2 separate regions of the Homo sapiens genome follow, and region 1 is linked to region 2. The links are chromatin loops, found by intact Hi-C in ENCODE. Cell type or tissue: GM12878. All regions are shown on one strand. Links, peaks and the distances in the headings refer to the core of each region. The heading gives the core; the rest is flanking DNA.

Region 1 (11,422 bases), core at 1,166-9,165, 69 kb after region 2:
AAGATATACAGTTTATATTCCCATTGAATAAAGGAAGGGCCTGTCACTACTTTGATCAATAAAATATGCAGGAAATGATGTTATGCCACTCCAGGCATAGTCTTAACTGCTTCCAATTCTTGACTCTTGGAATGCACATGTATGGGGCTCTTCCTCTTGGAACCCAACCACCAGACTAAGAGAATTTCATGCTACATGGAGAAGCCAAGTGTAAGCCCTCCAGTTGACATCCCAGTTGGGTTTCCAGCACATAGCCAGCATTATCTGCTATCCATGTGAGTGGACCTTCTTGGTCACTCACCCAGTTGAGCCATCAGATGACTGCAGCCATCTGTACTATCCAACAAGTGCCCTCAATTGCAAGAGAGATCTCAAGCAAGAGCCACTAGCTGAGCCCAGTCAACTCAGAGAGTCATAAGATCTAATAAAAGACTGTTGTATGAGCCACTAACTTTTGGTGTGGTTTATTGTGCAGCATTAAATAATCAGAACAATGGCCCTTCATGTGGCAGTTTAGGAACCTAACATCTTTTTTGTGACTCAGCTACTTTGGACACATGGCAACCAAAGTTAGCATAGAAAACGGATATGAAGAATGTGGAGGATTATACAAAGAGTTGTACAGTATGGTCTAGAAGAAAGCACATTAATTCTGTCCACCTTGCACAAATTAAAACTAAGTCATACTACCCTAACCTAACTGCAGAGATGCTGGGAAATAGTCTAGGCTGTGTGCCTAGAAGGAAAAACAAACGGTTGATGAAGACATTGCATTTTCTCTACCAAAATACCCCCTTAAAAGATTTTTCTCCCCAGTAAGAAGCCATACATAACTTTGACATATACAAAATTTAACTTAAAATGGGTCAGTAAACTAAATATAATGGTTAACAAAAAGAAAACTTCTAGAAGAAAACATAGGAGAAAATCTGTTAGTCTTGGGTTAGGCAAAGATTTCTGAAACAAGATACCAAATACAAAATCTGTAAGATAAAAAATTGATAAATTACACTTGATGAAAATTAAAAACTTTTGCTCTCCAAAAGACACCATTAAGTGAATGAAAAGCAAGCCACAAGCCTGAGAAAATATTTGCAACTCATATCTGATAAAAGACTTGTATCAAGAATCCATAAATAAATCCTAAAACTCAAAAATAAGAAAACAAACAACCCAACTTTAAAAAATGAGCAAAAGATTTGAACAGATACCTCACCAAAGAAGATATGTGGATGAAAGATAAGTACATACAACTATGTTCAATTTGTCATAAATGCAAACTTAAATCACAATGAAATATCACCATATACTTATAGGGGCTGAATTTTTTCTTTTGTTTTGTTTTGTTTTTTGTTATTTTTTTGAGACAGGGTCTCACTCTGTTGTACAGGCTGGAGTGCAGTGGCGCCATCTGGCTCACTGCAACGTCTGCCTCCCAGATTCAAGCGATTCTCCCACCTCAGCCTCCCAGGCAGCTGGGATTACAGGCACGCACCAGCATGCCCAGCTAATTTTTGCAATTTTAGTAGAGAAGGGGTTTCACCATGTTGGCCAGGCTGGTTTCGAACTCCTAACCTCAAGTGATCTGCCTGCCTTGGCCTCCCAGAGTGCTTGGGATTACAGGTGTGAGCAACCACACCTGGTCAATGGCTGAAATTTTAAAATCTGACCATACCAAGTGTGAGGAAGACATGGAGCAACCTACACTCTCACATACCACTGGTAGGAATGTAAAATCATGCAATACTTTGGAATACAGTATAATGGCTTCTTAAAATGTTGAACATATATCTACTATATAACTCTACATTCCAATACCATGTACCCAAGAGAAAGGCAAGCGTACATCCAGACAAAATACTTGTATGTTAATGTTTATAGCATTATGTTTACCCAAACTATAAATAAACCAAATGACCATCAACATGTGTATGAAATGAGTAAACATATTCTGGTATTTCCATATAGTAGAATACTGCTCAGCAATAAAAGAAATAAATCAATGATATACATAACAATATGGTTAAATCCCAAAATAATTGTAATGAGTGAAAAATGCAAGTCAAAAAAGTGCACAGAATGTACAATTCTATTTATATAAAATTCTGGGGGGTCTGATTCAAGATGTCTGACTAGAAGCAGCTAGTTCATGCCTGTCTCACAGGAAAGAAACAAAGTAGCAAATAAATACTGACTCTTCAACTGCATTGTATTAATCCATTCTCACACTGCTATAAGGATACTACCTGAGACTGGGTAATTTATAAAGGAAAGAGGTTTAATTGACTCACAGTTCTGCATGGCTGGAGAAGCCTCAGGAAACTTACAATTACGGTGGAAGGTGAAGGAGAAGCAAGTACTTTTTCACAAAGTGGCAGGAAAGAGTGCGCAGGGGAAACTACCACTTTTAAACCATCAGATCTCGTGAGAACACTCTCACTGTCATGAGAACAGCATGGGGGAAACCGCCCCCATGTTCCAGTCACCTCCCACCAAGTCCCTCCCTTAACATGTAGGAATTACAATTCAAGACGAGATTTGGGTGGGGACACAGGGCCCAACTATATCATGCATCATCATCTAAGAAATCACTCTGGGATTCACTAAGGAAGGGACCAGACCCATGGAGGGCAGAAAGGACTGAAGCCAGGCAACTGCCCACACAGGACTGGCAGGAACCTGGAGGAAGCTCCCTAGCCTGGGGAAAGGATAAGTGAGTGAGGGTCTCCAGGAGATCCACACTTCTGCCATGGGCCTTTACAATCCTGGGCACAAGAGACTGTCCTTGACTACCCCAGGCCTCTAGACCAACACAGAGAGCTTCCTGGAGTCTGTGCAGAGATACTACCCCAGCTCACATGGAACCTCACAGGCATTTGATCCCTGGGCAGCCCAGTGCCAGCTACCATTACCCCACTAATAAAGGAAACAAGGTTCTTTTGCACACCCCTGGGATAGAAGCCAAAGCTGCAAAACTGAGGAGTGGCCAGACTGCATATTACATTACCCCCAATTCCACTGCTCCCTGCCAGTCGGGGCTTGCTGGCTTGGGCCACCTGCACAGCCACCCTGCCCCTGCCGGAATACTGCAGTCAGAGGTCTGCATTCCTCTGGGTGCAAAACTCCCAGATATAGCTAACAAGCCCTTTGTACGGCCATTGTCGCTGCCTCTGCCCCTGCTACCCCCAGGCAAAGAGAGGCCGAGGAGTCTGGGTACTTCTGTGTGTCTCCAGCATGAACATAACAGCTGAGATATGGAGGAACAGTGGGCACACTGCACACCCCGCAACTCTTCATCTCTGCTGCTCCCTGCCAAACGGGGCTTGCTACCTGCCAGCCCCCAGTACACACACACAGCCCCTCCCTGGACTCACTCAGCTGTCGCAGCTCTGTGCTCATCTGAGTGCATAACTCCCAGAGGTAGCTGACAGACCCTTTTCAGTCATGGCTGCCACTCCCTTCCCCTCTGCTGCCCCCAGGCTAAGAGGGAATGAGGAGCTAGGGCACTTTCATGTGCCACAGCTGAGATACAAATGAACAGCAAGTAGACTGCACTCCCCATGACTCCCCACCTCAGCTGCTTCCCATCAAATGAGGCTCACTGTCTTCCAGCCCCCAGTGCAGTCTTCTTGCCCCTGCCTGGACATCTGGCTGTAGCTCAGTTCCTCTGCAAGCCCAATTTTCTGAGGCCAGCCACAAGCTTCTGGCAGTTGCCACTACCACAGCCTCTGCCACTACCACTCTCAGGTCAACACAAGAGAAATATTGGCACCCTTGTGTGCCCCCAATAGTGAACTCCAATGTTACTTATATAGAAGGGAAGTGTGAGTGTGTCACACACCCCACAGCTGCCAGTCTCCATTGCTCCAGCTGAGGGGTCCGGCCCTCCCCAGCTGCTCTGTCTCCACCTGAACATTTCAGCTGCGGCCCAGAGCTCTCCTGAGAACACAATCCCCAGAGACCTGTGATCTTCCCTTGGGCTCCCACTGCCTGGGTGGGAGCCTGCCCTCACCTGAGAGTTTTGCAAGTGACCCGGGGACCAGTTCACCCCTCCCCATCACAGCCAGCACCTGAACTCTGGGCTAACCCAACCCTTGTCCAGCCCCACCAGAACTCATACATTCACACACACTATCCAGTGGGCCATCTAGGGGCCTGGGAACTGGGGAACTACCTAGCCCATTTCAACACAGTGGGCACCTGATCAGCTCACCAGGGCATCAGATTGGTTTGACACAATCAGCCAATACCACCACAACCAACACCCTCCTGCACGGGCCCAAAGGTGGAGCCCCTACCTCTACACAAAGCAGCAACATTACCACACTGGAAAACAAGTGAGCCATAAAGCTATCTGTGACAGGCTGAGTGAGAAGTTAATGCCCTGAAGCAACACCCATGGAGAGTTGCAGAAAGGGTTTTCCCATGGCTCTCAACCGCACTGTGGTCCAGAGATAGACTTTAGTGTGCATACAAACAGGAAGTCATGAGCCCAAAGACGGGGTTATGATAGGGAAACAGATCATATTCCTGTCCTTCTAGGATGTGGAGCCGGTGCAGCCCCCTCACCACCTGCAGAGACCTCAGCACATTTCACCAGGAGCTCCTGCCAGCCGCCCTCATCAGGGCTGGTCCCTGTGTTTGCCACTGGGGAATTTGTAGGCAAGCCAGGAGGTCCGGCTCTGCCCAGCTGTCTCCACCCCTTCCCCCACCACCCCTATTGCAGAACAGGAAGTTCAGGATATCTGGCACTCCACTGTCCAGCCTATCACCTGAAACAACACAGAACACCTCACAGTAAACAAAGATCAGTTACATACCCATCTGCTCGTGCCACAGCTGACTCTTACCCATCAGCGCCATCTACTGGCCTGTAGATGGAACTGCATAGCTCAATATAAAACCTGCCAACAGAAGTGCAGAGCGGGTATAGAAATCAAAGCCCAAAGACCCTATCCAACATACTCTACAGTCACACTCCCTAGAGAGGCTGGAGAAAGGGAAGAAAAACATTCTATCTGAATGAAAATGATTTCAAAAATTAGAAGTGGCAGCCTCTCCAGATGACAAAAAACAAGCATAAAAATTCTGGCACCATGAGAAATCTGAATGTTGCAACAGCATCAAAGGATCACACTAGCTCTCCAGCAACGCCTCCTAACCAAAATGGAAATTCAGAAATGACAGATAAAGAATGGATTCAAAGGAAGCATTAATTCATATTTTATAATTCAATTCAAAGTATGAATTGCAAGGAAGCTCAACAAGATCCAAGACAAGGTCGAAAATCAACACAAAGAAACTACAAAAGCAATCTAGGAAATGAAGGCAGAGATTTTAAAAAACATCTTTAAAAAATCAATCAGAAACTTCTGGAATTGAAAAATTCACTTGAGGAATTTCAAAATACAATTGAAAGCCTTCTCAATAGACTAGACCAGGCAAATAAAACAATTTCAGAGCTCAGAGACCAGTCTTTTGAACAAACCTAGTTAGACAAAAGTAAAGAAAAAAGAAATTAAAAATTAGCCAGGCATGGTGGTGCACACCTGTGGTCTCAGCTACTTGGGGGGCTGAGGTTGGAGGATTGCTTGAACCTGGGAGGTTGAGGCTGCAGTGACTACTGCACTACAGCCTGGATGACACTGGAGGACCTCGCTTCAAAAAAGACAGAGAAAAGAAAAGAAAAAGATTTTTAAAAATGAAAAAAGCCTTAGGAAATATGGGTTTATGTAAAGTGACCAAACCTGTGAATTATTACTATTCCTGAGAGAGAAGGAGAAAAAGTAAACAACTCAAAAAACATATTTGAGGGAATAATTCAGGAAAATTTCCCTAATCTTGCTAAAGAGGTAGACATCCAAATACAAGAAATCCAGAAAACACCTGCAAGATACTGTGCAAAACAAGTATCACCAAGGCATACAGTCACCGAACTATCCAAGGTCAACACTAAAGAAAAGAATCTTAAAGGCAGCTATAGAAAAAGGTCAAATCACCTGCAAAGGAAAACCTGTTAGACTAACAGATAGACTAGTAGACAGACTTCTCAGCAGTAACCCTGCAAGCCAGAAAAAAACTGGGGCCTATTTTTAGCCTCCTTAAAGAAAAAAAAAAATACCAACCAAGAATTTTATATCCTGACAACTTAAACTTCATAAATGAAGAAGAAATAAAATCTTTTCTAGATAAGCAATTGCTAAGAGAATTTGTCACCACTAGACTGGCCCTACAAGAAATGCTCAAAGAAGTTCTCAACATGGAAATGAAAGGATGATACTCACCATCAGAAAAGGAAACATAAGTGCAAAGCTCAAAGATCCTATAAAACAACTACACAATAGAAACTCCAAAGCAACCAGCTAACAACACTATGTCAGGAACAAAACCTCACATATCAATAATAACCTTAAATACAAATGACCTAAATGCTCCCACTTAAAAGATACACAGTGGCAAATTTTGATTAAAAAATAAGACCCAGCCATCTGCTCCCTACAAGAGACCAACCTACTGACTAAAGACACATTTAGACTCAGAAGTAAAAGGGTGGAAAAAGATACATCATGCAAATAGAAAAGAAAAGCAAGCAGGAATAGCCATTCTCATATCAGATAAAATGACTTTAAACCAACAACAGTAAAAAAGACAAAGAAGAAATATTTACTATCCTAAATATGGATGCACCCAACAATGGAGCACCAAGATTCATGAAATAAATACTACCAGACCAGTGAAAAACAGACTGATAGCAATACAATAATAATGAGGGACTTCAACACTTTCACTGACATCACTAGATAGATCACCAAGGCAGAAAGTCAACAAAGAAACCCTGGACTTAAACTGGACTACAGACCAACTGGATCTAGGAGACATCTATAGAACAGTCTACCCAAAACTACACAATATACATTTGAAGAAGGAATTAATGAAATCAACTATAACTTAATAGTAGTAGTAATAGAAATTTTAAAGTCCTCTTAAAGTTGCTGCAAAGTGTGACCCCCCCCCCCACCTTACACTCAAGTTAAAAGGGAATATTAACAGCCTGTCTTCTCTCTGTGGACAGTGGACCTTATCTATACTCCCCAACTCCACATTCCTCAAAGTTTATTACAGGCCCAGTGAGTTCCTGCATGACTGCAGGGTCACAAGACTGATAAGTTTAGGTTGCAAATCATGTCTTTCTCAACATGTAAGAAATGTTGCAACGCCGCCTTTGTTTCTTGCTTCTGTAACTCACTTCCAGCTTCACATAGTTCCTGCCTTAAGATGTTTAAAAGTAGGAAAAGCCCTTTGTTCAGGGCTCAGGCTTTCTGGATATATGTCTGGCTGGACCGGTGATCACCTTAATAGACTCTCCTGAACTTTTTTCAGTCTCTCCAGTCTTTGATTGTCCTGCAACACATTCTTTTTACCTGTGCATGGAACATTCTCTAAAACTGACCATATGCTTGGCCATAAGGCAAATCTCAATACATTTTAAAAAATCAAAATCATGGCCAGGTGCAGTGGCTCACGTCTGTAATCCCAGCACTTTGGGAGGCAGAGGCAGGTGGATCACAAGGTCAGGCATTCGAGACCAGCCTGGCCAACATAGTGAAACCTGTCTCTACTAAAAATACAAAAAATTAGCCAGGCGTGGTGGTGGGCACCTGTTATCCCAGCTACTCAGGAGGCTGAGGCAGGAGAATCACTTGAACCTGGGAGGCAGAGGTTGCAGTGAGCTGAGATCATGCCACTGCACTCCAGCAACAGTTCAAGACTCCGTCTCAAAAAAAAAAAAAAAATCAAAATCATATTAAATATCTTCTCAGACCACAGAGAAATAAAATTAGAAATTAAAACCAAGAGGAACTCTCAAAACTACACAAGTATATGGAAAATAAAAAACTTTCTCCTGAATGACTTTTAGGTAAACAGTGAAATCAAGGCAGGAACAAAAAAATTCTTTAAAATGAATGAAAATAGAGACACAAAATACCAAAACCTCTGGGATATAGCAAAGGCAGTGTCAAGAGGAAAGTTTATAACATTAAATGCCTCCATCAAAAAGAGAGGAAAATCTCAAATTAGCAACCTAATAGAAAAACATGAAAAAAATCAAACCTAAAATTAGCAGAAGAAAAGAAATAACAAAGATTGGAGCAAAACTAAATGAGATTGGGACCAAAAAAAAAGATACAATGGATCAATAAAACGAAAAAATTGGTTCTTTGAAAGGAAAAACAGAATTGACAGACTGCTAGCTAGACTAAGCAAAAGAGAGAAGATCCAAATAAGTACAATCAGAAATGGTAAGGGTGACACCACAACTGATACCAGAAAATACAAAAGATCATCCGGTACTACTATGGACACATCTATGCACATAAACTACAAAACCTAGAGGAAACTGATAAATTCCTGGAAAGATACAACCTCCTAAGATTGAACCAGGAAGAAGTAGAAACCCTGAACGATACCAATAATGAGTAATGAAATGGAATCAGTAGTTAAAAATCTCCCCTCACAAAAAAAAAAAAAAAAAAAAAAGCCCAGGACCGGATGGATTCATAGCTGAATTTTACCAGAAGTACAAAGAAGAGCCAGTTCCACTCTTACTAACACTATTCCAAAAAATTGAGAAGGAAAGATCTCTTCCTAACTCATTCTACAAATCCAGTATCATTCTGATAACAAAATCAGGCAAGGACACAACAAAAAAAGAAAACTATAGGTCAATATCCATGATGAACATAGATGCAAAAATCCTTGTCAACAAAATACTAGCAAACTGAATCCAACAGCACATTAAAAGATGATTCACCATGATCAAGTGGGCTTTATTTCAGGAATGCAAGGAGGGTTACACATAGATAAATCAATAAATGTGATCCACCACATAAACAGAACTGAGAACAAAAAAAATTATGATCATCTCAATACATGAAGAAAAAGCATCCAATAAACTCCAACATCCATTTATGATAAAAACCCTCAACAAACTGGGTGTAGGTGGAACATACGTCAAAATAATAAGAACCGTCTACAACAATCCCACAGCCAATATCATACTGATTGGGGAAAAATTTAAAGCATATCTTCTTAGAGCTGGAACAAGACAAGGATGTCCACTTTTACCACTCCTATTCAACATTTTACAAGAAGCCCTAGCCAGAGCTATCAGACAAGAGAAAGAAATAAGACACTCAAATTGGAAAAGAGAAAGTCAAATTATCTCTGTACACTGATAACATGATCATATACCTAGAAAACCCTAGAGACTTCTCTAGAGATTCCTAGTCTTGATGAGCAACTTTGGTGAAGTCTCAGGATACAAAATAAACATCAAAAATCAGTAGCATTTCTATATACAAATAATGTTCAATCTGAGAATCAAATGAAGAACTCAATCCTATTTACAATAGCCACACACAAAAATAAAATACCTAGCAATACATTTAACTAAGGAGGTGAAAGATCTCTACAAGGAGAACTAGAAAACATGGATGAAAGAAATTGTAGATGACATAAATAAATTTTTTAAAATCCCATACTTGTCCAGGCACCTTGGTTCATGTCTGCGATCCCAGCACTTTGAGAGGCTGAGGTAGGAGGATTGCTTGAGCTCAGGAGTTTGAGACCAGCCTAGGCAACATAGTGAGGCCTCCTCTCTACAAGTAATAATAATAATAGTAATAAATTAGCCAGGCATGGTGGTGTGCACCTGTGGTCCCAACTACTCAGGAGGCTAAGGTGGGAGGATTCCCTGAGCCTGGGAGGTAGAGGCTACAGTGAGATGTGATCATGCCACTGTCCTCCAGCCTGGACAACAGAGCAAGACCCTGGCTCAAAAAAAAGAAAACAAAAACAAATAACACCCATGCTCATGGATTGGAAGAATCAATATCATTAAAATGACTATACTACCAAAAGCAATCTACACATTCAATGGAATTCCTATGAAATTACCAAACTATTTTTTTAAGGAATTAGAAAAAACAATTTTAAAGCTCATATAGAACCCTTCAAAGCCCAAATAGCCAAAGCACTCTTAAGCAAAAAGAACAAATCCAGCGGCATCACATTGCCTGATTTCAAATTATACAGTAAGACTATCATAAGTAAAATAGCAATGGTACTGGTACAAAAACAGACACATAGATCAATAGAAGAGAAGTGAGAACCCAAACATTAAGCCACAACCCAGATATTAAGCCACATATCTACAATCAACTGATCTTCAATAAAGCTGACAAAAATAAACAATGGGGAAAGGACACCATATTCAACAGATGATGCTAGGAAAATTGGCTAGCCATAAGTAGAAGAATGAAACTGGACCTTTATCTTTCACCATATACAAAAATTAACTCCAGATGGATTAAAGACCTAAATGTAACACCTGAAACTATAAAAATTCTGGACAAAAACTTAGGAAAAACCCTTCCAGACATTGGCTTAGGCAAAGAATTTATAATGAAGAGCCCAAAAGCAAATACAGCAAAAACAAAAATAGACAAATGAGATTTAATCAAACTAAAAAGTTTCTGCGGAGCAAAACAAATAATCAATGGCTAAATAGAAAAATCTAAAGAATGGAAGAAAATATTTACAAATTATGCCTTTGACAAAGGATTAATATTCAGAACCTATAAGGAACTCAAACAACCCTAAGGAAAAAACAAGTAACCCCATTAAAAACTGAGCAAAGGACATGAACAGACATTTCTCAAAAGACGTCATAGAAGTGGCCAAGAAATACATGAAAAAATGCTCAACATCAACTAATCATTAGAGAAATGCAAATTAAAACCACACTGAGATACCATCTTACACTAGTCAGAATGGCTATTTTTAAAAAGTGAAAAAACAAGAGAAGGTGTGGATGTAGAGAAAAGGGAATGCTCATACATTGTTGATAGGAATGTAAATTAGTTTAACCTCTATGGAAAACAGTATGATGATATTTCAAAAAACTAAAATCAGAACCACCATTTGATCCAGCAATCCCACTACTGGGTATCTACTCAAAGAAAATAAATCATGATATAAAAAAGATACCTGCACACCTATGTTTACAGCAGCACTATTTATAATCGTAAAGTCATGAAACCAACTTAAGTGTCCACCAACAGTTGACTCGATAAGGAAAATGTGGTACATATATACCATGGAATGCTACGTAGCCATAACAAAGAATAAAGTCATGCCTTTGCAGCAACATTGATGGAGCCAGAGGCCATTATCATCAGTGAACTGACACAAAAGCACAAAATCAAATATCACATGTTCTCACTTACAAGTGGAAGCTAAACAAATGGTACACATGGACATAAAGATGGGACAAAAAAAAGAAACATAATTTTTTTCACTCCTGGTGGGGTAAGAAAAAAAAAGAAATGAAAAAAATGATGGGAACAATAGACACTCGGAC
Region 2 (11,422 bases), core at 1,174-9,173:
CTATCTCAGGGTTTTTTTGTTTTTCCTGTACAGTGCTAAACAGTTTTACCAAACACAAGTTTTCTCTCCAACATGAGGTTGGAGGGAAATTTATCTGTGCTGTGAATTGAAAGGCATTTGATATCTTCTGTTTATTACAAAACTTTAGGGGTAGTGAGGATGTTACTGGGATAATTGTTTTAAAAAAACAAGTGGATTTAAAGTTATATTTATAGTGGGAGGGGGGTATTAAATGTATTCACTGGAATATATTAATTGAATGAATATATTCAAAATATATGCAATGAGTTGTGGCTACTTTCTTTTAGAACCAGTAAGATGTTTGCTTTATATATCTCTCTTAAGGAGCGATTTTGGTCCTACTCATAGGTTTTCCACCCATCAGCAGCCATATAGCACAGTAAAATGGGGCTCAGTTAATTTGCAGCTATTTTATTTGGGTTGTGACTTCTCATCTATATATTTACTACTTAGGCAGAACTAAGGTGTACTGTAGTAATAACCCCCCACCCACCCACCTCCTGTACAATCTCAGTGGCTTAATTAAGCAAAAGTTTATTTTTCACTCACACTGCATGTCTAACATGGGTCAGCAGAGGCTGATCAGAGTTCCCCAGGAACCCAGATGATGGAGGCTTCATCTTGCCAGGAATTTCCAAGATCTCTGCAGCAGTAGGAAGGCAACATGGCAGACCACTCACTGGCTCTTACATCTTTGCCTCCAAAGTTACATCGCTTCCACTCAACATTCTGCTGGCTGAACCATGTCATATGGTCACACCTTCTTTCAAAGGGAAGAGTTGAGAAGGGAAGAGTTGGAAATAATTGGGGAAAAGCACCAAAGACTTCCATAGGAAAGTTGAAGAGAAACAGACTGTGATTTGAGCAGAGGGATTCTTTGTGACAGGGACACAATAGCTACAAACATCACTTAGACTAGATCTTCAGGGACATTTCCAGTTTTACACATGTTGTTTCATTGCCAACTGTAGTCAATGCTATTGTCAACTTGGGAAACCATGATCAGCAAACATATAGCTAACCAAATTTTAAGTACTCCATTTGCCTCTGCTCCAGTTGGTGAGTAGAAGGAAATACAAACAGGCTTGTATTAGCATAAGGTTCATAACTACTCCATTAGCGCAACCTTACATATATGTAACACTTTAAAAAGTTAAAGCTTTCACACATTATCTTCTTTGATCTTCATAACAATTCTATGTCCTAGATAGGGCAGATTTTATGATCACATTTTTAAGGTAAGAAAACAGCTGGGGAGAGAGAGATTTGTTTTTGTCAGGGGAATTACCTTTTATTCCCTTAACCTTAGCAGCAATACTGATCTTTATTCTGTACTGTATTCTTTAGAATTTAGAATAGTCAGTAACAATATCTACTGAAATACAGCATTTGGATTAACTAATGTGTCTACACATCCACTTATTCCTAATAACTTTCGATGTAGAGAAATCATGCTGTGGGTAGAATAAGGAAGATTTCCCTCCCATCATGCTTGTTGGCAAGTGGCCAAGATGCAGAAGAGCACCAGGAGCTCCTCTGTTCCATGGCAGTTCCCAGCCATCAACTGAGCAGACTGGACTTGTCCCTTAAATCTTCTGGAATACCAGAGTACAGTACTGATAGGTTTTTTTTGTTGTTGTTGTTTCTTTTCCTGCAGTTCTCTGATTATCAGAATTACCTTGTAAATAGCTGTGTGAAGGAAAACCCCACCATGGAGCGATCTATTGCTCTGTGCAACGGCATCTCCCAGTGGGTACAACTGATGGTTCTCAGCCGCCCCACGCCGCAGCTCCGAGCAGAAGTCTTCATCAAGTTCATCCAGGTGGCTCAGGTGAATAACTGGTTTAAGACATTTGGCTTGGGCTATAAGGTAAACTTTCTATCCCCTTTTCCTCCAGCTTAGTCTATTAATTAGAGCTGTTTTTTCCCTCCTGAACCATGGCGAGGGGGTGGAGAGGTTTGTGTGCCTTCAACCAGATCTAGATATGGTGACTTGTCTCTTCTTCCATACAAGGACAGTGTGGAGGGGAGGGGGCCATACAGGCCATATCAGGGGTCAGGATCCAGTTTTAGATCTGTTTAGACCTTTAACATTTTTCAAAAGATGCTTACCAGCCTACATTATTTTCCCGAGTCTGGCCCACATGGCAAAGGAAAGGGCAATTCTAAGATTTACTGGAGCTGGACCATCCTGGATTGTCTTAGGTCTTTAAGCCCATGCAGTGCTGAATGGCTGCATTTAATGTTTGAGGGGCATTTTATAAGAGGAAAACAAGTACTATGAACCCATATTTGAAGTTCCCCAGAGATTCTAGCTTCTCTGTCCCAGTTACTGTCCTATATAGGCACTGGCATTGCATGGGAAAATAAGACAAAGTCCTTACCCTCAAAAATAAAAGTCTGGTAAATTTGGAATAAATAAAAGATTACACTTAATAATATCTTTCTCCAACTCTGGATGGTCTAGACCAGTGTTTCTCAAAGTCAACAGCTCTGACTTTGGATCACCTGCTCTGATATTAACTAAAGGTATATTAAAAGTACAGATCTCCAAGCCTAACCCCAGATCCAGGCAATCAGAATGTCTGGGTTAGGTCCAGAAACCATTGTGTTAAACAAATACTTGAGGTGATTCTAAGAAAGCACTGATCTAGAAGGTGGTCCACAGATCAGCAACAACAAAAGGAGAGAGATGTAATGCCTCCCAGATGTGGAATCCACCAGTCTGAATAAAGCAGAAGGGGAGACATGGACAGGAAATTGCAATGCCTCGTAACTAGTCTTTAACCAGCGTAAGGGAGACTCACGGCACAGAGACAAGAGGCAGCCTCTAAGCTCCCCATATAACTGACATGTACAGTGACTCTGCTGTCATCTGTCTTCTGTGTCACAGAAGCTCCACCAACTACAGAACTTCAATACACTGATGGCTGTGATAGGTGGGCTGTGTCACAGCTCAATCTCGAGGCTCAAGGAGACAAGTTCGCATGTCCCACATGAAATCAATAAGGTCAGTGCTACTGTCTTCTCTGGGGCCCTTAGCAGCATTCTCAAGATGTGTGCCAACATTTTCTCCTTGGTGGGCAGCCCAGAGAGCATTTCCAACCACACCATCCCTTGTCAACCAGGCTAAGTGGCAGGGAGGCAAACCTTAAGGAAATCCATAGGATGGAGAAGTCACATTTTTTAGAGTAACTGTGATTTTGTCTGGCCTCAGACAGTGTCACTGCAAACATTCCTGCTGGACCAGTTGAAACAATGTGTGCCTCTTCCCATGTTCATAGGCCATGGAATATTCAGTTACCATCTTTGACACTGATTCCCTCGCTCCAGCTCCTTGCTCTAAAATGTGTTCTCAAAAGGAATTGTGGTTCGGTTGACCATAGGTCAGTTTGCACATTGAGTGTAGTTATATAGTGATATATTAAAAACTTAGCTATCCAGAACCCTTGAAGAATGACATTCCGGATAGTTGAATTTTACCAGATAATTGGATATGAGTTCTTCAGATACCATTTTGTAATACATAATGTTTTATTAATGAATATTTTTCTTAAATGTCCTGTACATTTTCCTACATTATTAGATTTTACAGAATATACTTTTATCTTTTATGACATAGGGCTGTTTTGCTTGTTTCTCTTTTTTATAGAAACAGGGTCTTCCTCTGTCATCAAGGCTGGAGCACAGGCTGGCACGATCATAGCTCACTGCAGTCTCAAACTCCTGGGCTCAAGCAATCCTCCCACCTCAGCCTACCAAGTAGCTAGGACCATGGGTGCACACCATTATGCCCAGCTATTTTTTAAAATTTTTGTAGAGATAAGGGTCTCCCTATGTTGTCCAGACTGGTCTCCAACTCTTGGCCTCAAGCGATCCTCCCATCTCGGCCTCCTAAAGTATTGGAATTACAGGCATGAGCCACTGAGTCCAGCTGGAGCTGTTGTTATAAATATAAACCACTGTAATATACCGAGGATATAAATGTATGGCATGGGTTAGATAATGACTGCTCTTTGAGCACTTTCATGTAAGAGGACCTTACTATACTCAAGCCCCAATCCTTCCAAACTAGCATGGAGAGGAACTCTCTTTTTAGGGAGAGATACCTAAGCTCATTACCCCATCTGTTTTTCCCAGGTGTTCAGCTCCCTTTTGGGGAGTCTTTTATTATCTCTGTTATCACAATGCTGGGCCTCTGGGGAGGCCCCCCACTTCCCAGTGGTCTGATCAAAAGGGCATCATCTTTAGTCACCTCTTCATTCCTTAACGGTTCTGCTGAAACCAGGTGGAACAGTTGAAAAGATTGCCCACATCTCAGAGGTGACAGAGAGAAATAGTCACAGAGATTAAGAAGCCTTCATGTCATTTAGCTTATAAGAGAGAGCTTGCTCCTCTTCAGCTTGGGGTCCCCCCACAGCAGTGCTTCCTGTCGGTAGCTACTTGACCCTCAGGGTGGTCTGCATAGTGAATTAGTAAGTCCAGGGTTGAAGCAAAAGTCCCCAAGTTGTTGATTTCACCTTCGGAGGGGAATAAAAATATCTTTATCATTTTTGCTGTTACACTCTTGTCTTGTGAGCCCCTTCCATGCCTAGGGCTCACCTGCACCATTGGTAGAGGTTTATGAAGAAGAAGCTCTCTTGCCATCTCCCAGTGATTTGAAGGGGTCTGACTCCAAGAACTCCAAGTTCTTCATTGTGGAGAAATGGTACTTCGTAGGCCACAATTTTATTAAGTTTGGGCACAGTGTCTAAAAGGGTTACAGTAGTCCCCCTTATCTGAGGTTTTGTCTCCTGTAGTTTCAGTTATCTGAGGTCAACTGCAGTCCAAAAAAAATTTAATGGAAAATCCCAGAAATAATTCATAAATTTTATTATTTATTTATTGATTGAGACAGTCTCACTCTGTCACCCAGGCTGGAGTGCAGTGGCTCAGTCTCAGCTCACTGGAATCTCCGCCTCCCAGGTTCAAGTAATCCTCCTGCCTCAGGCTCCCAAGTAGCTGGGACTACAGGCGTGTGCCACCACGCCGGGTTAATTTTGTATTTTTAGTAGAGACGGGGTTTCACCATGTTAGCCAGGCTGGTCTTGAACTTTGGACCTCAGGTGATCCGTCCACCTCGGTCTCCCAAAGTGCTGGGATTACAGGCATGAACCACCACGCCTGGCCAATTCATAAGTTTTAAAATGCATGCTGTGCTGAGTAGCATGATGAAATCTTAAGCCATCCCATTCCATTCTTTCTGGGACTCCTTCATATCAGTCACTAAGTAGCCGTCTTGGTCATCAGATTGACTGTCATGGTATTGCAGTGCTTGTGTTCAAGTAACTCTCACTTTGTTTAATAATGGCCTCACAGTGCAAGAGTAATGATGTTGGCAATTTGGATATGCCAAAGAGCAGCCCTAAAGTGTTTCCTCTAAGTTCTTTACTTAATAAGGAAGGAAAAAAATCATATGCTGAGGTTGCTAAGATCTAAGTAAGAAGGAATTTCATCTATGAAATTGTGAAAAAGAAAAGAAGTTCATTCTAGTTTCTCTTTTGTACTTCATACTGCAAAAAGTTATGGCCACAGTGCATGATGGGAATGGCATTACATTTGTGGGTGGGAAACATGAACAGAAATGTGTTCCACTTGACAGCAATCGGGTTTGTTACTATGCACAGTTTCAGGCATCAATTAGGCGTCTTGGACTGTATCCCCCTAAGGATAAGAGAGGACTCCTTATGTTGTATGATAACATGATTGGCAGACAGTCACTTCATGTCTTTGCTTCTGAGAAAGCTGGTTATCACTCATGGGGAATGGATTCTGTGAACTGCTTGCTGACTTGAATGACAAGTGATTGAAAAGAAAACTAGATCTGGCTGCTCCCTTTCTGTGCTGGTGAGCAGCCGTTCCCACTTCCAGGTTTGAAGCAGGGTGTAACCTCTAATGTCCTCTCTCCTGTCCTTTGCTCAGAATTGATCTAGTCTATTCAGTCTTTTTAGTTCAAGGTTTTAGTCTGTGAATGGAATGTCACTTGCTTTCTAGTCATAGGCCCATTCTGAGAATCTTGAAAGGCCCATCAAGCACCTCATAGAGAATAACACACAATAGACTACTGAAGCTCCACTCTTAAAATACATGCTCTTCCCCATGCCAGCAACATAGTCAGCATTTCCTGACATCACATTTCAACTGTTAATCAATGCAGTGTCTCTGGAAGCATTCAGAAGACACCAAGGAAGGGAATCACATGGCTTGGGGACAGGAGTTAGAGGGATAGTGTTCACTATATATTCTTGTACCTTTTTAATTTTTGTATCAGGTCCTTGTTTTTGAAAAGAAGGAAATTTTAACATAAAAATGATAAAACCCCGATTTATAATGTTTAAGTTATATAACAGATTCAAGCATATCTTGTGTTTATAAATATATTCTGTGATATTTGACATAGCTGAGGTTTTAACTGGGGAGTCATAATCTGTACCTTTTACATGAATTACCCCCTGCTCAACAAATTCTGGATGGGGTGAGATCATGGCACAGGATGCAAACATGCAAGGTCCTCATTACAGACAATGCACACTGCCTAGCGGGTACCTGTGATTGGTCTGTTCTGCTTTGTAGGTTCTCGGTGAGATGACTGAGCTGCTGTCCTCCTCCAGAAACTACGACAATTACCGGCGAGCCTATGGAGAGTGCACCGACTTCAAGATCCCCATTCTGGGTGTGCATCTCAAGGACCTCATCTCCCTGTATGAAGCCATGCCTGACTATCTGGAGGACGGGAAAGTGAACGTCCATAAGCTACTGGCCCTATACAATCATATCAGTGAATTGGTCCAGCTGCAAGAGGTGGCCCCACCCTTGGAGGCTAACAAGGACTTGGTACACTTGCTGACGGTGAGGCTCACACTGGAGGACAATTACTAAGCACTTTCTGTGTGCCAGGTGCCATTCTATACCCCTTACCAAATATTAGCTGTTAGTCCTCATAAAGGCTCTATGAAGCAGATCCTATTACTATCTCCAACATATAGCTAGGGATACTAAAGCACAAAGATATACCTTGCCAGGAGACCACACATTATTAAGTAGCAGAGCCTTGATTCAGACCCAGGTGGTGGGACTCTAGAGACTGTGCCCTTCAGACTTCTAGGACTGTTTCACTACCTCTACAAAAGCAGTCCTAAGCTCTCTGGGAGGAGCTGATGGCAAATCAGGATACAAGTCTTGGTAACAGATGGAGAGAATGAATGTGCTCTCATAAAAAGGGCAGGCAGTAATTTAAAAAACAAACAAAAAACACCCAGGGTTATTATTTGGTTCCTGGCTTAGATCTTTGCTCTTGGAGATATTCAAGTGAAGATGAACACTTGTCAATGGTGTGGGAGACCAGGATTTGCATTTTGCATATGGGGTGAGATCAGATGATGAACTCCCTTCCAGACCTGCAATTCCGTAGTTTACCAGCTGTGTGACTATGGACATATAACCGTCCAAGATTCCTCTCCTCAAACGAATTAGTCTCTGGGATGACTTCGAACTTCTCTTCCAGTTCTAAAGTTACACAGTTTTTAACCTGCTGTTTTTGGAGAGTAGAATAATGATCATAACCTCTTTCTGCCTCACAGCAGCATTTTGATAGAACCCTGGGCTTCACATCAGCTGGTGTGTGATCCTAGCCCTTTCACTTATTAGCCAGGTGACCTTGGCAGGTCTGTGTCTCAGACATCATTTGTAAAAACATGGAGTGAATCTTAACATTCTTTGGATTATAAATCTTGTGATGAAAGCTGTGAACCTTCTTCCCAGAAAAATGTACATAAGCCATTTATTTTTAAATATGCATGTAATTTCAAGTTCTGAAATCCTTGAAGCCTATCCATAGACTCAAGGTTAAGAATAATATTATTCCTAAGGACTTCTCTCCTAAAATTTTATAGTTCTAAGATACATGAAACTCACTATTTTTTTTTTTTTTTTTTTTTTTGGAGACAAGGTCTGGCTCTATGACCTAGACTGGAGTGCAGTAGTGCAATCTCAGCTCACTGCAACCTCTATCTTCCAGGTCCAAGCCATCCTCCCACCTCAGCCTCCTGAGTAGCTGGGACCACGGGCACACGCCACCACGCCCGGTTAACTTTTGTATTTTTTGTAGAGACAGGGTTTTGCTATGTTGCCCAGGCTGGTCTCAAACTCCTGAGCTCAAGCAATCAACCTGCCCTGGCCTCCCAAAATGCTGGGAATACAGGCATGAGCCACCATGCACCCAGACTCATTAACTCTTAATAGCAATTAATATGTCTTACCATTTAAACTGGATTTTATTGCTGGACTCAAATTTAATAGTCTCAGACTATACACACCATCCTTTCAGATCATCTGTCTGCTTTGAGAGAGAACAAGTGATGTATTAGTCATCTGTCCAGACAAGGCCTTTGGCCTAAGCTCTATATAGAGGCTTAGATTTAAATCATAGTTAAAAAGAGGGCATCCTATGTCCAAAATTAAAAACATTTCAATGAGAATTAATGCTTGCCCTATTGCAATAGTAGGTGTTATACCTGTTTTGTGACTTTTAAAAACAAACTGTTTAGAACCTAAAAGAGTAAACTACTGGCAAGGAAAATCCAAGAAAGAACCATCAGCTGTGGGAGAGGCAAACAGCATCTTAGCAATGAACCCTGTTCTGCTTTGATCTGCAGTTATCCCTGGATCTTTACTACACTGAGGATGAAATCTATGAGCTTTCCTATGCCCGGGAACCAAGGAACCACAGAGCTCCAGTGAGTTTTTCATATTAAGACTCCACATGTAACAGGTGCTTTACAAGCTTCTCCTCGAGTTCATTCATCCTCAGGAACAGACTTTCAGTTCAGTTTAATACATGTACTGTTTTTCTTAGTGCTCAACCTTATGCTAGGAACAGAGAAAGCTTTTCAACATATGTCTGAGGAATAGTTCCTGTCCATTAAAAAGCTGTGATATAGTTGAAGGGATAAGCCTAATGTGTGACCAGTGAATAACTAGTGAACAGTAAATAACTATATCATCAGAATGCCAGGTGTGGTGGAATCAGTCAGTGGTTTACAAAGTAGAGAAGGAAGATACTATTGTGCACCAGAGTGACATCCCCCCCGCATTAAGAAGAGTCCCCACATAAATTTCTTTTCTATGATTCATTGATGATAATGAGAGTAATATGCGTACTAATCAGAAGCTAAATTTCTGAAGATTTCCAGGTTGGTAGATAGAAAAGCCCCATTTTCCTGTAATGTTCTGGGTGAAAAGAACAGTCTGCTGAGTCTTTTGACCTCCTATGCTGAGAAGTCCTCAAAATAGTACACAGTCCTGGCACTGCCTGCAGTAGGAACTTCACAGGTTATCTGCCCTACCCTCCCACAGGCAAGTAAAATCACTTCAGTCTCCTGGGACGTTTCCAAACCCCAAAACAAGTGATACTCAAGGGAAGAGAGTTGCCCACACTTAAGAAATCCAGCTCATCTATTGGGGTGGCTAAATTGCACTCCTCCACACAGAAAGATCAAGTTCTAGCTTTCTATTGTAATGAAAGATTCCACTGAAAATATTTGGTAGATTCCATTTTCAGGTTAGAGGCATTTCAATGGAAAGGGTACATTCTGTTTTTTCAGAGAGATTTTAATTTGGGCTGAGTTTCAAATACAGTCATGCACCACATAATGACATTTTGGTCAGTGATAGACCTCATATACCACAGTGGTCCCTTAAGATTATAATGGAGCAGAAAAATTACTACTGCCTAGTGACAGAACAATTGTAACATTGTAGCACAACACATTACTCACTATGTCTGTGATTATACTGGTGTAAACAAACCTACTGAGCTGTAAAAAGTCTAGGTTATACACTTACGTACAGTACATAATACTTGATAGTAAGTATTACCGGTTTATGCACTTACTATACAATACTTTTTATCATTATTTTAGAGTGCATTCCTTCTACTTAGAAAAATTAACTGTAAAACAGCCTCAGGCAAGTCCTCCAGAAGGTGACAGCTCCATGCATGTTATTGCCCCTAAAGACCTTCCAATAGGATAAGATGTGGAGTGGAAGACAGTGATATTGATGATCTTGACTCTATATAGACATAGGCCAATGAGTGTAATTGTACCTTAGTTTATAACAAAGATTTAAAAAATTAAACATTTTTAAAATAGAAAAAAGTTTATAGAATATGGCTATAAAGGAAATAACTGGTACAGCTATAAGCTATACAATGTGTGCTTTAAGCTAAGTGTCATAACAAAAGAGTAAAAGTTAAAAAAATTAAAAGCTTTTACAGTAAAATAAGGTAATTTATCATTGAAGAAAAAATTTAAGAAACTTAGTGTAGTCTAAGTGTACAGTATTTATAAAGTATATAGGAGTATACAGTAATGTTAGGCCTCCACATTCACTCACCACTCACGACTTGCCACAGTAATTTCTAATCTTGAAAGCTCTATTCATGGTTAAGTGCCCTATACAGGTGTAACATTAAAAAAAAATTTCTATACCATATTTTTACCTTTTCTATGTTTAGATATGTTAAGATACACAAATACCATCATTACAATTGCCTACAGTACTGAGTATAATAACCTGCTGTATAGGTATGTAGCCTAGGAGCAGTAGGCTATACCAAATAGCCTAGGTGTGTAGCAGGCTATACCATCTAGGTTTGTGTAAGTACACACTGTGGTGCTCATACAATGACAAAATCACCTCATGACACATTTCTCAGAACATATCCCAGTCATTAAGTGATGCATGACTGTATTTAGAAAAGAGCTTGTCCAGGCTTCCGATGATTTTTCTTGTGCCTTCCTGCCTTTTAGCTAAGCTTTTCCTTATTCACATTTCTACTGCAAAATGTGACTGGAGAATAGAGAGGAATCATAAATGATCCACTTTACTCTTTGTTGATAGCTCTGACAAAGGGTTTAATGGAGAGGGAATTGCAACTCAGGCAGATTGAGAATTTCAAATTATCTGTAGCTGCAGATAATGTATGTGAAGAGCACTCTGGAAACCGTAAGCACAATGCCTTGTTAGCCAAAATTATTAGTAGAGATTTCAATTGCCTGTGGGTTCTCTGCTCCTTGCCACTGAACATAATTGAAGATTGTCCATAAATGTAACCGTCAGGTAGTGGGAAAAGAAAGAGCTATAGGTTATAATATTGCATTGTAGTCATGAGGATTTCTCTAAATATTTCATTTTAGCCACTAACACCTTCAAAGCCACCAGTAGTAGTGGACTGGGCTTCTGGAGTGTCTCCCAAACCTGATCCAAAAACCATTAGCAAACACGTCCAGAGGATGGTGGATGTAAGTACAGCTGTGTTCAGCACACAAAAACTAGGCATTGCCTGGCTCAGTTTTGTATG

The links. Peaks named below come from ENCODE experiments on the same cell type or tissue, not always from the same donor. Only the 100,000 strongest peaks of a DNase experiment are listed, where the experiment ranks them.
Region 1: a loop joins it to region 2, with 2.8 times the contacts of the local background. A loop is called at or near these places in 3 of 110 quality-filtered maps.

Annotation. Positions count from the first base shown.
Region 1 is chr15:38,433,888-38,445,309 of GRCh38, reverse strand. No RefSeq gene overlaps it. Among named protein-coding and RNA genes, the nearest start is that of FAM98B, 15 kb to the left of the region's middle. RefSeq lists an enhancer at 4,581-4,750. In GM12878, for the core only: a CTCF peak has its summit at 4,859 (motif pointing left); DNase peaks (open chromatin) are centred at 4,369 and 4,838.
Region 2 is chr15:38,503,213-38,514,634 of GRCh38, reverse strand. It overlaps RASGRP1 (RAS guanyl releasing protein 1), which reads left to right. Exons shown (of 17, transcript NM_005739.4): 7 at 1,679-1,852; 8 at 2,915-3,031; 9 at 6,634-6,909; 10 at 8,715-8,795; 11 at 11,259-11,363. It overlaps LOC105370774 (a long non-coding RNA gene), which reads right to left and starts at 11,259. Exons shown (of 2, transcript XR_001751485.3): 1 at 8,319-11,259; 2 at 1-781. In GM12878, for the core only: no CTCF peak of the experiment used is centred there; a DNase peak (open chromatin) is centred at 5,744; H3K27ac peaks cover 1,339 bases.